2 separate regions of the Homo sapiens genome follow, and region 1 is linked to region 2. Evidence: read pairs that join two places in POLR2A ChIA-PET (ENCODE). Cell type or tissue: A673. All regions are shown on one strand. Each heading gives the region's core, and the rest is flanking DNA. Links, peaks and the distances in the headings are about the cores only. Region 1 overlaps ABHD18 (abhydrolase domain containing 18). Region 2 overlaps HSPA4L (heat shock protein family A (Hsp70) member 4 like).

Region 1 (8,280 bases), core at 3,094-5,593, 150 kb before region 2:
CTCCCGAGTAGCTGGGACTACAGGTGCCCGCCACCACGCCTGGCTAATTTTTTGTATTTTTAGTAGAGACGGGGTTTCACCATGTTAGCAAGGATGGTCTCGATTTCCTGACCTCGTGATCCACCTGCCTCAGCTCCCCAAAGTGTTGGGATTACAGGCATGAGCCACCGCGCCCAGCCTTTTTGGTGTTTTTTAAACTTGGAAGAGAGTAACTACTAATTATTTTTTCAGTGCTATTCCTCCTCTTGTTTATAAACAGCTGCAAAGCTCTTTCAAATTCAGGGTATACAGATCCACCTCATCTTTTTAACAGGTAAATTTAGGACATTTATATTTATTATGATGATAAATATTTGGTTTGTTGTTTTTTATTGATTCTGTAGGTTGTTCACATTTAGCTATTTTACATTTACTTTGAATAAACAGTTTGACTTACATACTTACCATAAAGTTGATGTTTCAACTTTATGATGAATTTATACAATGTAACCTCATCATAAACTGAGGAACATTTAGACTTACAGTGGTTCAACTTACGATTTTTCAACTTTACAGTGGGTTCGTTGGAGTGTTAAGTGCATTTTCAACTTAACAATATTTTCTATTTACAGTGGGGTTTATCAGGATGTAACCATATCATAAGCTGAGGAGCATCTGTATTTAATATGTGATATATCACTGTGGCTAAGAGAACAGACTCTAGAGCCAAATTGGGTCAAATTCTTACTATAAGACTTTTAACAAGTCACTTAGCCTTTTTGTAATTCATCTGTAAAATGGAAGTAATGATAATACTTACCTCAAATAATTGGTATGCAATTTAAATTAGTATATAGAAGGCACTTAAACAGCTCTTTGAAAATTTAAATGCTACACCTAGTACAGAATCAGGATTTTAAGTCTTTATCAGATTTATACCAAAAAGCTTCTACCATTCCATTAATTTTACAAATTATATTTACATGTATTCTGTACGCTTAAATGTTTATATAATCAACCAATCCATCTCATCACATCCAGCAGAACTCCTCAATACGCTGTAAAAGTATTCAAATTTAGTTCTTTAAAATATTAAATTCCTTCTTCTCATTGGCGGTCATTGTAAAATGGAGTATTTTTCTTCTCTTTACTAACCATTTTTCCAGGAACATTTTCTCTCTACTGTTTTCTAATTCCTATTTTTAAAATCTAGAAATCTATAAATCCATACACCTACTATGTACCCACAAAAATTTTCAAAAATAAAAATCTAGAAGTCTTTCATAAACTTGGATTAAGTTCTAAAATCTATATTGTTTTAAATTTCTTTCAAATAGCTCTTATAAACTACAACTGTTGTTTTCATGTTTAAAATTCTACAATGAGTTTTCCATATATATTCAGTTTATGTCATGACATAAAATACACCACTGGCAATGTAATTATTTAATAGAGTGTTCAATCCATATATTAACTCAATAGCATTGTGAGTTTTAGTCTTCTCATCAAGAGATATACCTATTTATTCATTAATCCAGTTTTATTTATTTTCTCAGTTAATGTTTATGCTATCCTTTAAGTATCTTTACTACACAAATTCTGCTACTAATAAATTATTTAGTATTTGTGATAACTACCATAAGATTCCTTTTCTTTGTGTTTTCTACTTAGATGCTTATTACTAATTCATAAAAAAAAAATTTATTCTAAATGTTTCTTCTGTCCTGCAAGTTTTGTATTAGAATTGGAAATGAATGCATCAAACATTTAGCAGAGACTTATTCGTTTGTAATGCAATATGCATCTTTCTACTATACTATGCCACTCCTCTAATTTCTTCAAAGTTAAGCCTATCAGAAACCCAAGATGAAAAATCATAAAGAAAGTTCTATGCATGTTACTACCTTTATAGGATTAAGCTTTTCAATCTGTATTACCCTAAATATTTTTATAACTGTCTTTAAAACAGATTTTTAAATTTATTTTTTATTTTTATTTTTTGAGATGGAGTTTCACTCTTGTTGCCCAGACTGGAGTACAGTGGCATGATCTCAGCCCACTGCAACCTCTGCCTCCCAGGTTCAAGCCATTTTCCTGCCTCAGCTTCTCAAGTAGCTGGGATTACAGGCATGCGCCACCACGCCCAGCTAATTTTGTATTTTTAGTAGAGACAGGGTTTCTCCATGTTGGTCAGGCTGGTCTCGAACTCCCGACCTCAGGTGATCCACCTGCCTCAGCCTCCCAAAGGGCTGGGATTACAGGCGTGAGCCACCACGCCCAGCTTGTTTTTTTTTTAAACAGATTTCTGATTATACCTGAATAACATTTTTCCAAAACAGCCTTAATAATATACCTAATTGGGAGAAAATATTGATTTTAAGGTACACAAAAACTAAAGGATATTTTATTATTTAATTAGTTTTTTTTTTCTCTGAGATGGAGTGTCGCTCTGTCGCCCAGGCTGGAGTGCAGTAGCACGATCTTGGCTCACTGCAAGCTCTGCCTCCCGGGTTCACGCCATTCTCCTGCCTCAGCCTCCCAAGTAGCTAGGACTATAGGTGCCCGCCACCACGGCCAGCTAATTTTTTGTATTTTTAGTAGAGACGGGGTTTCAGCGTGTTAGCCAGGATGGTCTTGATCTCCTGACCTTGTGATCCGCCCGCCTTGGTCTTCCAAAGTGCTGGGATTACGGACGTGAGCCACAGCGCCTGGCTAAAGGATATTTTAAAAACAACTTATACTAAGTATATCCAATGACTGGTAGGATACCTAGTAGAATTCCTCATGGAAAAACAATAAATAGATGATATAAACATAAAATTTTAGTTTCCATTTTAATATGTTTCCAAATAGTATCTGAAAAGAATGCTATAAAAAGACTAGAGGAGAGACCCTGCAAAGTTTTTCCACAAAAGGCTGAACAGTATATATGATAGGCCTTGTAGGACAAGAGGCAAAATTAAGGATATTATGTAGGTATTTCAGATAACATTTTTTTCATTTTTTTCATTTCAGAGTCACATTTTTTGCATTGAGGAAATTCAAAATGTCATAAAAATAACTGAGTATAATTTTTTGTAATGTATAATTAATGAGAAGAATAAACTTTTTTTTTCTTGGGCGTTTGCTTAATTGAGATTCAAAGTTAGTACCCCATAATGAAATTGGGTACAAATGTTCACCTGTAAAATCTATTCTTAACTTGAAAGACATAGAAAAACAGGCAGGTTGAACAATAGGCCATAGCTTCCTGACCCCTGGGTTAGAAAATCAAATAAATCATAGGTATGACACAAATATAACACTAATGTTATAAATGTAAAGATACAACTATAAATCACTAGATTAAAATTACAGGCCAGACGTGGTGGTTCATGCCTGTAATCCCAACACTTTAGGAGGCTGAGGCAGGCGGATCACTTGAGTTCAAGACCAGCCTGGCTAACATGGCAAAACCCCATCTCTACTAAAAATACAAAAATTAGCTGGGTGTGGCAGCACATGTCTGTAATCCCAGATACTCAGGAAGCTGAGAAAGGAAAATCACTTGAACCTGGGAGGCGGAGGTTGCAGTGAGCCGAGACTGTACCACTGCACTCTAGCCTGGGTGACAGAGCAAGATTCCATCTCAAAATAAAATAAATAAAATAAAATAAAGTAAAATAAATAAGTAAATTATCCCAACCCTATAAAATGGGCATAAATATAATGCAAATATTGATTTAAAAAAATTCTATATGCCATAAAGTAGACCTAAAATTAATATTCTATCTAAAGTAAACACTAGTTATCTAATCAGCCATGATTTGTTTTCCTCCATAAAATTTAGAATTTGGCAGAAGCTTCTTCACTTCCTAGGTTATAAATAAATACATAAAAGGTGGGAGCTTTTAGTGTCCATTGGCAGATGAATGGATAAGCAAAGTATGTACATACAAACAACCACAAACACACACACAATAGGAATATATTCAGTCATACAAAGGAAGGAACTTCTGGCACATGATACAACATGGATGAACTCAGAGGACATTACGCTAAGTGAAATTAGTCAGCCACAAAAAGACAAATATTGTATGATTCAATTTAAACAAGATACCTAGAGTAGTCAGATTCATAGAAGCAGAAAGTAGAAGGATGGTTGCCCAGTACTGGGGGGATGGGAAAAGGGGGAGGCTACTGTTTAATGGGTATAGAGTTTCAGTTTTGCAAGAAGAAAACTGGAGATGGATGGTGGTGATACAGTTGCGCAACAATATAAATATACTTACCTTTGAACTATAGAGTTAAAATTATTAAGATGGTAAATTTTGTTACTGTATTTTACCACAAGAAAAAAAACTGAGAAAACAAAATAGAATTTGGGGTTGAGTCTCCAAATAAAATTTTGAGGGGAAGTAAATTGATGCTTTCTTTTCCTTTTGACAACTTTGTCAGTAAGCAGTAGTTCACTATTTTTTTTTTTTTTTTTTTTTTGAGACACAGTTTTTGCTCTTGTTGCCTAGGCTGGAGTGCAATGGCGCGATCTCGGCTCACTGCAACCTCCACCTCCTGGGTTCAAGCAATTCTCCTGGCTCAGCCTCCCAAGTAGCTGGGATTACAGGCGACAACCACCACACCCAGCTGATTTTTGTTATTTTTAGTAGAGACGGGGTTTCACCGTGTTGGCCAGGCTGGTCTCGAACTCCTGACCTCAGGTGATCCACCCTCTACCCTCCTCAGCCTCCCAAAGTGCTGGGATTACAAGTGTGAGCCACTGCGCCCAGCCAGAAGTAGTTCACTATTTATCTCAGAACAGAACTTGCCAGATGCCATGGCTCACACCTGTAATCCTGCACTTTGGGAGGCTGACACGGGTGGATAGCTTGAGCCCAGGAGTTCAAGACCAGCCTGGGCAACATGGTGAAATTCCATTTCTACAATAAATACAAAAAATTAGCCAGATGTGGTGGTGCATGGCTGTGGTTCCAGCTACTTAGGAGGCTGAGGTGGGAGGATTGCTTGAACTGAGTAGGCAGAGGCTACAGTGAGCCAAGATCATGGCTACTGCACTCCAGGCCAGGGTGACACAGTGAGACCTTATCACACACAAAAATAATACAGTTGGGTGCAGTGGTCCATAGTGGTGTGCGCCTGTAGTCCCAGCTACTCAAAAGGCTGAGGTAGGAGGATAGCTTGAGCCCAGGAGAGTGAGGTGGCAGTGAGCTATGATAGTGCTATTGCTCTCCAGCGTGGGCGACAGAGTAAGACTCTGTCTCAAAAAAAAAAAAAAAAAAAAAAAAAAACAGAACTTAAGGTTAATATTCTCTTCAAAAAAGACCATTGCATAATTTAAATAGTTGGAAGCTTTTAATAACTAAGACCTTTAAAGAATATAATTTGAAGAACAAATCTCTTGCATCTAGTTTGTTTCCTCCATCTTCTTCCCTTTTCCTTGAGGATTATCTTCCAAGAACCCAGCCTAGTTGGGTTTTCTGCTTCAGAACCTCATCTGGCTTCAATCAAGGTGTCAGCTGGGCTTCATTTTCATCTGTAGGCTTGAAGAGACAAGAACTCACTTCCACGCTTACTCAGGTTGAAGGCAGAATTCATTTTTTTTGTGTGTGGCTGTGGGACTATGAGCTTCAATTTTTTTTTTTTTTTTTTTTTTTTTTTTGCTGTTCATCAGCCAGAGGCCAGCCTCTGCTCCTGGAGGCTATCCACAGCCCCCTGTCACATGGCTCTCTTCATAGGAAGTTCACAACATGGCAGCTATTTCTTCAAGGCCAGCAGGAAAATAAGTGTGAGCCACAGGAGCCATACCTTTGCCATATAACATAATGTCGTCATGGGAATAACAGCCAATCACCTTTGCCATATGCCTGGTTAGAAAGCAAATCATGGGTTCTGCCCAAACTCAAGGAAGGGGATCACACAAAAATATGAACATCAGAATTTGAGGATCTTGAGGGCCACCTTAGAAACTGTCTGCTACACTGAGAGAAACCAATTATACTTCTCAGCATTTGAGTAGAGTATCTGGGCTGACACCCTCAATAACAGGTGTTACTTACTTTCTTCACATTTTCCTACCAGTAAGGGGGAAAAAAAAACCCCCAAACTCCACAGACTTGAATAAACATTTGTTTATAAGCAAATTTTGAAAGTTTGTCTAAATCAGCAAGGCGTGGTGGCTTACATCTGTAATCCCAGTAGTTTGTGATGCTGAGGTGAGAGGACCGCTTGAGTCCAGCAGTTCAAAACCAGCCTGGGTAACATGGGGAAACTCTGCCTCTATGAAAAATACAAAACTTTCCCGGGAGTGGTGGTGTGTGCCTGTGTAGTCCCACCTACTCGGGAGGCTGAGGCGGGAGGATTGCTTGAGCCTAGGAGGCAGAGGATGCAGTGAGCCAGGATCACACCACCGCACTCCAGCCTGGGTGACAGAGTGAGACCCGGTCTAAGAAAAGAAAAGAAAGGAAACGAGTGGGGAGGGTAGGGGAGAGAAAAGATTGTCTAAATCATGTTTATATATTTTCATTCACTTAACACCTTTGTCAGAAACAACAACAAAAAAACCAAAACAAAGTAAAAACACTTGCCTCTTAGAATTTTTTTAATCATGAAACAAATGGTAAAAGGCAAACTAACTTCTGAAATGCGTCTTAATTATATATTTTCTACTTTAGTGCAATTACAATCATGTAAGTATATGTAGTATATAAATTGCTTGACTAGTGTTTTTCTTGTAGAGGGCATGTCACTCTGGAATAATAAAGAGTATATCTGGGCCAGGCACGGTGGCTCACGCCTGTAATCCCAGCACTTTGAGAAGCCAAGGCAGGTGGATCACTTGAAGTCAGGAGTTCAAAACCAGCCCGGCCAACATGGTGAAACCCTGTCTCTACTAAAAATACACAAAAATTAGCCAGAGCGAGACTCTGTCTCAAAAAAAAAAAAAAAAAAAAAAAAAAGAGTATATCTGGTCTTTGACCTCAGCTCCTGGCATGAAGTTTCTAAAACCCCTGGTATTTCTTAAGTGATGAGTGTCTGTTATGCTAAACAAGCAACTCCCTGTGGGCCCCCTGAAAGTTTCAGAATCAGGGCTGGCCACCAGAAAGGAACTTTGGGACCCTCTGACCTCCACAGAGGGGAAGGGAGCTGGAAAGTGAGTTCAATCACATGGCCAAAGATTCAATCAATCATGCCTATTAATGAAACTCCAGTAAAAATTATGGACACTAAACCTTGGTGGAGCTTTCTAGTTGATGAACACCTTGGTGCGTCAGGAAGGAGATGCTCCCTGAGTCCATAGGAAGAGGCCAGGTAGTTCCACATTCATTCCCATACCTTGCCTCATGTTTCTCTTCATTGGGCTGTTCCTGAGTTGTATCCTTTATAATAACCTATAATCATAAATTTAGCTGTTTCCTGAGTTCTGAGTCATTCTAGCAAATTATAGACCCACAGGGCTCTCAGGAGCTCCTAAATTTTTAGCCAAGTCGGTCAGAAGGATGAGAGGCCTGGAGACCCCTGAAGTGCATCTGAAGAACTGAGCCCTTAACTTGTGGGGTCTGCATTAATTCTAGGTGGTTAGTGTCAGAATTGGGAACTGAAGTACACCCAGTTGGAGTGGAAATGGAATAGATTACTCTTTACCAAAATTCTGATTAGTGTTACATATTCCAAATAAGATGCCAACTCTTAGGCCAGGTGCGGTGGCTCACGCCTGTAATCCCAGCACTTTGGGAGGCCGAGGGGCAGATCACGAGGTCAGGAGATTGAGACCACCCTGGCTAACACGGAGAAACCCCATCTCTACTAAAAATACAAAAAACTAGCCGGGCGTGGTGGCGGGTGCCTGTAGTCCCAGCTACTCAGGAGGCTGAGGCAGGAGAATCATTTGAACCAGGGAGGCAGAGGTTGCAGTAAGCCAGGATCACACCACTGCACTCCAGCCTGAGCGACAGAGCAAGATCGTCTCAAAAAAAAAAAAAAAAAAAAAAAAAAAAGCCAACTCTGGACATATTCAGAGAGTGGCAGGGGGTGGCATGACATGCTATGGCATGAGGAAAAATAATTCTAGGTGATAATTTTAATTATTTTATTCCCTGGGTCTTTCTGGAATTGTTAAAATATACAGCATCAATATATCTTTTGCATACATTTATTAAAGTGCAATAGAACAGTGGCATGTCATTGGAATGCAAGACTTCATTGTCTTTTTTTTTTTTTTTTTTGAGACAGGGTCTTGCTCTGTTGCCCAGGCTTGAGTGCGAGTGGGGCAATCATGGCTTACTGCAGCCTCAATCTCCTCAGCTC
Region 2 (2,500 bases), core at 1-2,500:
CAAAAATCTAACCAATTCTTGGCTCCCCAACCCTACCATCTGGGTTCAAGCCTCCATCATTTCTTGCTGTATTATTCTAATAATGTCTTATTCCATCTCTCTGCCTCCAGATCCTTAAAAAAAAAAGCCAAATGTTATTACTCCTGTGCTCAAAAACCTCCAACAGCTTCCTATCTCAGAGTAAAACCCAAACTTTTACAAGGGCCAACTAGACCCATTTATGATCTCTCAACTGCTACACTTACCCCTATTTTCAACCACAGTGACCTTGCTGTTCCTCTAACATGTTCTCCCCTTGGTGTTTTGCAACTGCTATTCTTTGTCTAGAGCATTTCTCTTCCAGTTATCACACATCTTTGAGTTTTCACTTCTTCATTTCTCTCCTAACATGTGTATCACCTTATTAGTACACCTTTCTGACAAACCTCTTCCAACCCTGGCAGTCCTTTACTTTTTCTGCAGCTTTTTATTACTATCTGACATAACTTACAGTAATTTATTGTCCACCTTTCACTATTGAAGCATATTAAAAACAAGTTCAATGTTTTGTTTGACAATATAGTTCAGTCATCTAGAAAATAGCCTAGCACATAATAAAAACTCAAATGTTTGAGCAAAAGTGAAGTCTTGCCTTGTGTGGGATAATATCTTAAATGTGCATATTGAAGAAGATAGCTAAAGCCTGGGGAGCACTGTGACACTAGTAATTATACCAGATTTAAAATATTCTTGGTGTTTTCATTGGGTTGTTTCTTCCTTCTTACTTTTTCATTATCCTTACAACATTCTATCTGTGCCTATAAGAACAATTTGAACACTGATATTAGCAGGCATATTTACAATCAATATCTGAATTTTTCCTTTAGGTTTTCTGAACTGCAGTTTTTGTTTCACAAAACTAAAAAATCTCTTATTTCTAAAATAAGTAATTCTTCTCAATTTTGTGTAGTGGAAAGCAGTATAGTTGCTGGGAATTTGTATATTGATGTCAGACTGGTTAGGTTTGAATGTTGATTCCATCATTAACTACTTGGGTAAACCTCAATAAGTTGCTTAAGTATTTCCGTTTTCTTAATTGTAAAATAAAGATAATAGCATTAACTTTGTATAGGATATATCCTGGTGAGATAATCCACATAAAGTACTTAAAATTCATGATGTGCACAATAAATGTAAGCTATTTTGACATGCTTGAATATTTCTGGTGCTGGTCTCTTCTTCCTACTAATGCATGTTTAACATCAATGACAAAAACTAGGGATTACAGAGAATATTTACTTAGAGTAGGGATTAAAAAACTTGTCCCATCGGCTAAATCCAGCCACTGCTTATGATTTTTTAAATAAAGTTTTTGGGAACACAGCCATGTCCATTAGTTTGTGTATTGTCTATGGTACTTTTGTGCTACAGTGGCAGATAAGAATAGCTGTACAGACACAGTAAAAACTACAAAGCCTAAAATATTGTTTGTCTTAAAAAAAGTCTGATAACTACTGATTTAGAGGAAACAAAACAATAAGCTTAATTTTCTCAAATTTTACGGTTATATCTAAATGGAAGTATCATCTGTATAACTACATATTTGACAGTGGAAAGATTAAGGTTATATAGATTTGAATATGTACATAAAAGAATAAAGCGTACAGGAGATTATGGATGACTAATGGACTGGAGGACAAAAAGCAACTAAAAGAAAAATAAGCCAAGAAACAAAATAAAGGCTAGCAGAGTCCAGTCTCAAAGAGGCCCATAATTTAAAAAAAGTCAAAGAGGTCCTCTTTTTCACTATATGAAAAACATAAAAATGAAATCTCTAGGAAGAAAACAATGGATTTGGTCACTGGGTTATTTTATAATGTAGTTTCAGGAAATTCTAAAAGATGAAAGCTACATACCTTTACTGTATTTCAAATGTATCAGAATCCTTAAGTGAAATTCTCCAATAAAAAAAAAAGTTTTAAGTTTGGTACACAAAGTCTCTGGAATTTGATAGATACAACTGCTATAGCTTTGTAGCTGAGAACTTTTAGATTTGCCCCATTCTATGTACCATGCACATGCCATCGTCACCAATTGGCTTTATGAATTCAATACCTTGTTTCTATAAGCTTCTATCACTTTCATGACAAGTTGGATCTTTTTTCCCAAGTCATTTAAGGCTTTTGGTCTCTCTTCATGCTCCATGTACTTCATTTGAATAGGCTGGCCGTATTTCTGTTAACATAAGAAATTTTTAAAGAAGAAAAATTTTTGAGTTTTAACAGAAAACTTTTATAGGGCCCTTATAGGATGATAAATAGGAAGAAAAGATGGACAGATAAAAATATATCCCCTCTTATTTTCCTGTATGGAAGCAAGTTACAGTAGCTACTTCCTCAATCCTACACAAGGATGCCTTCCACACACCTTATCTTTTTCTCACTCATTAAGATTACTTCTTAGCTTCTCAAATCCAATGTCTCAATCAAAACTTTAATTCCTTAAAAGCTGGGTGTTAAAA

Evidence for each region. ChIA-PET counts read pairs that join two places held together with the same protein. Peaks named below come from ENCODE experiments on the same cell type or tissue, not always from the same donor. Only the 100,000 strongest peaks of a DNase experiment are listed, where the experiment ranks them.
Region 1: POLR2A ChIA-PET joins it to region 2 with 7 read pairs; 4 of 35 experiments call an interaction of 5 or more read pairs at or near these places.

Annotation. Positions count from the first base shown.
Region 1 is chr4:127,971,173-127,979,452 of GRCh38, reverse strand. The region is part of intron 1 of ABHD18 (abhydrolase domain containing 18); the gene reads right to left. Among named protein-coding and RNA genes, the nearest start is that of ABHD18, 9.9 kb to the right of the region's middle. In A673, for the core only: no CTCF peak of the experiment used is centred there; no DNase peak of the experiment used is centred there.
Region 2 is chr4:127,827,019-127,829,518 of GRCh38, reverse strand. HSPA4L (heat shock protein family A (Hsp70) member 4 like) reads right to left here. Exons shown (of 19, transcript NM_014278.4): 17 at 2,095-2,214. Among named protein-coding and RNA genes, the nearest start is that of HSPA4L, 46 kb to the right of the region's middle. In A673, for the core only: no CTCF peak of the experiment used is centred there; a DNase peak (open chromatin) is centred at 1,198; H3K27me3 peaks cover 1,616 bases.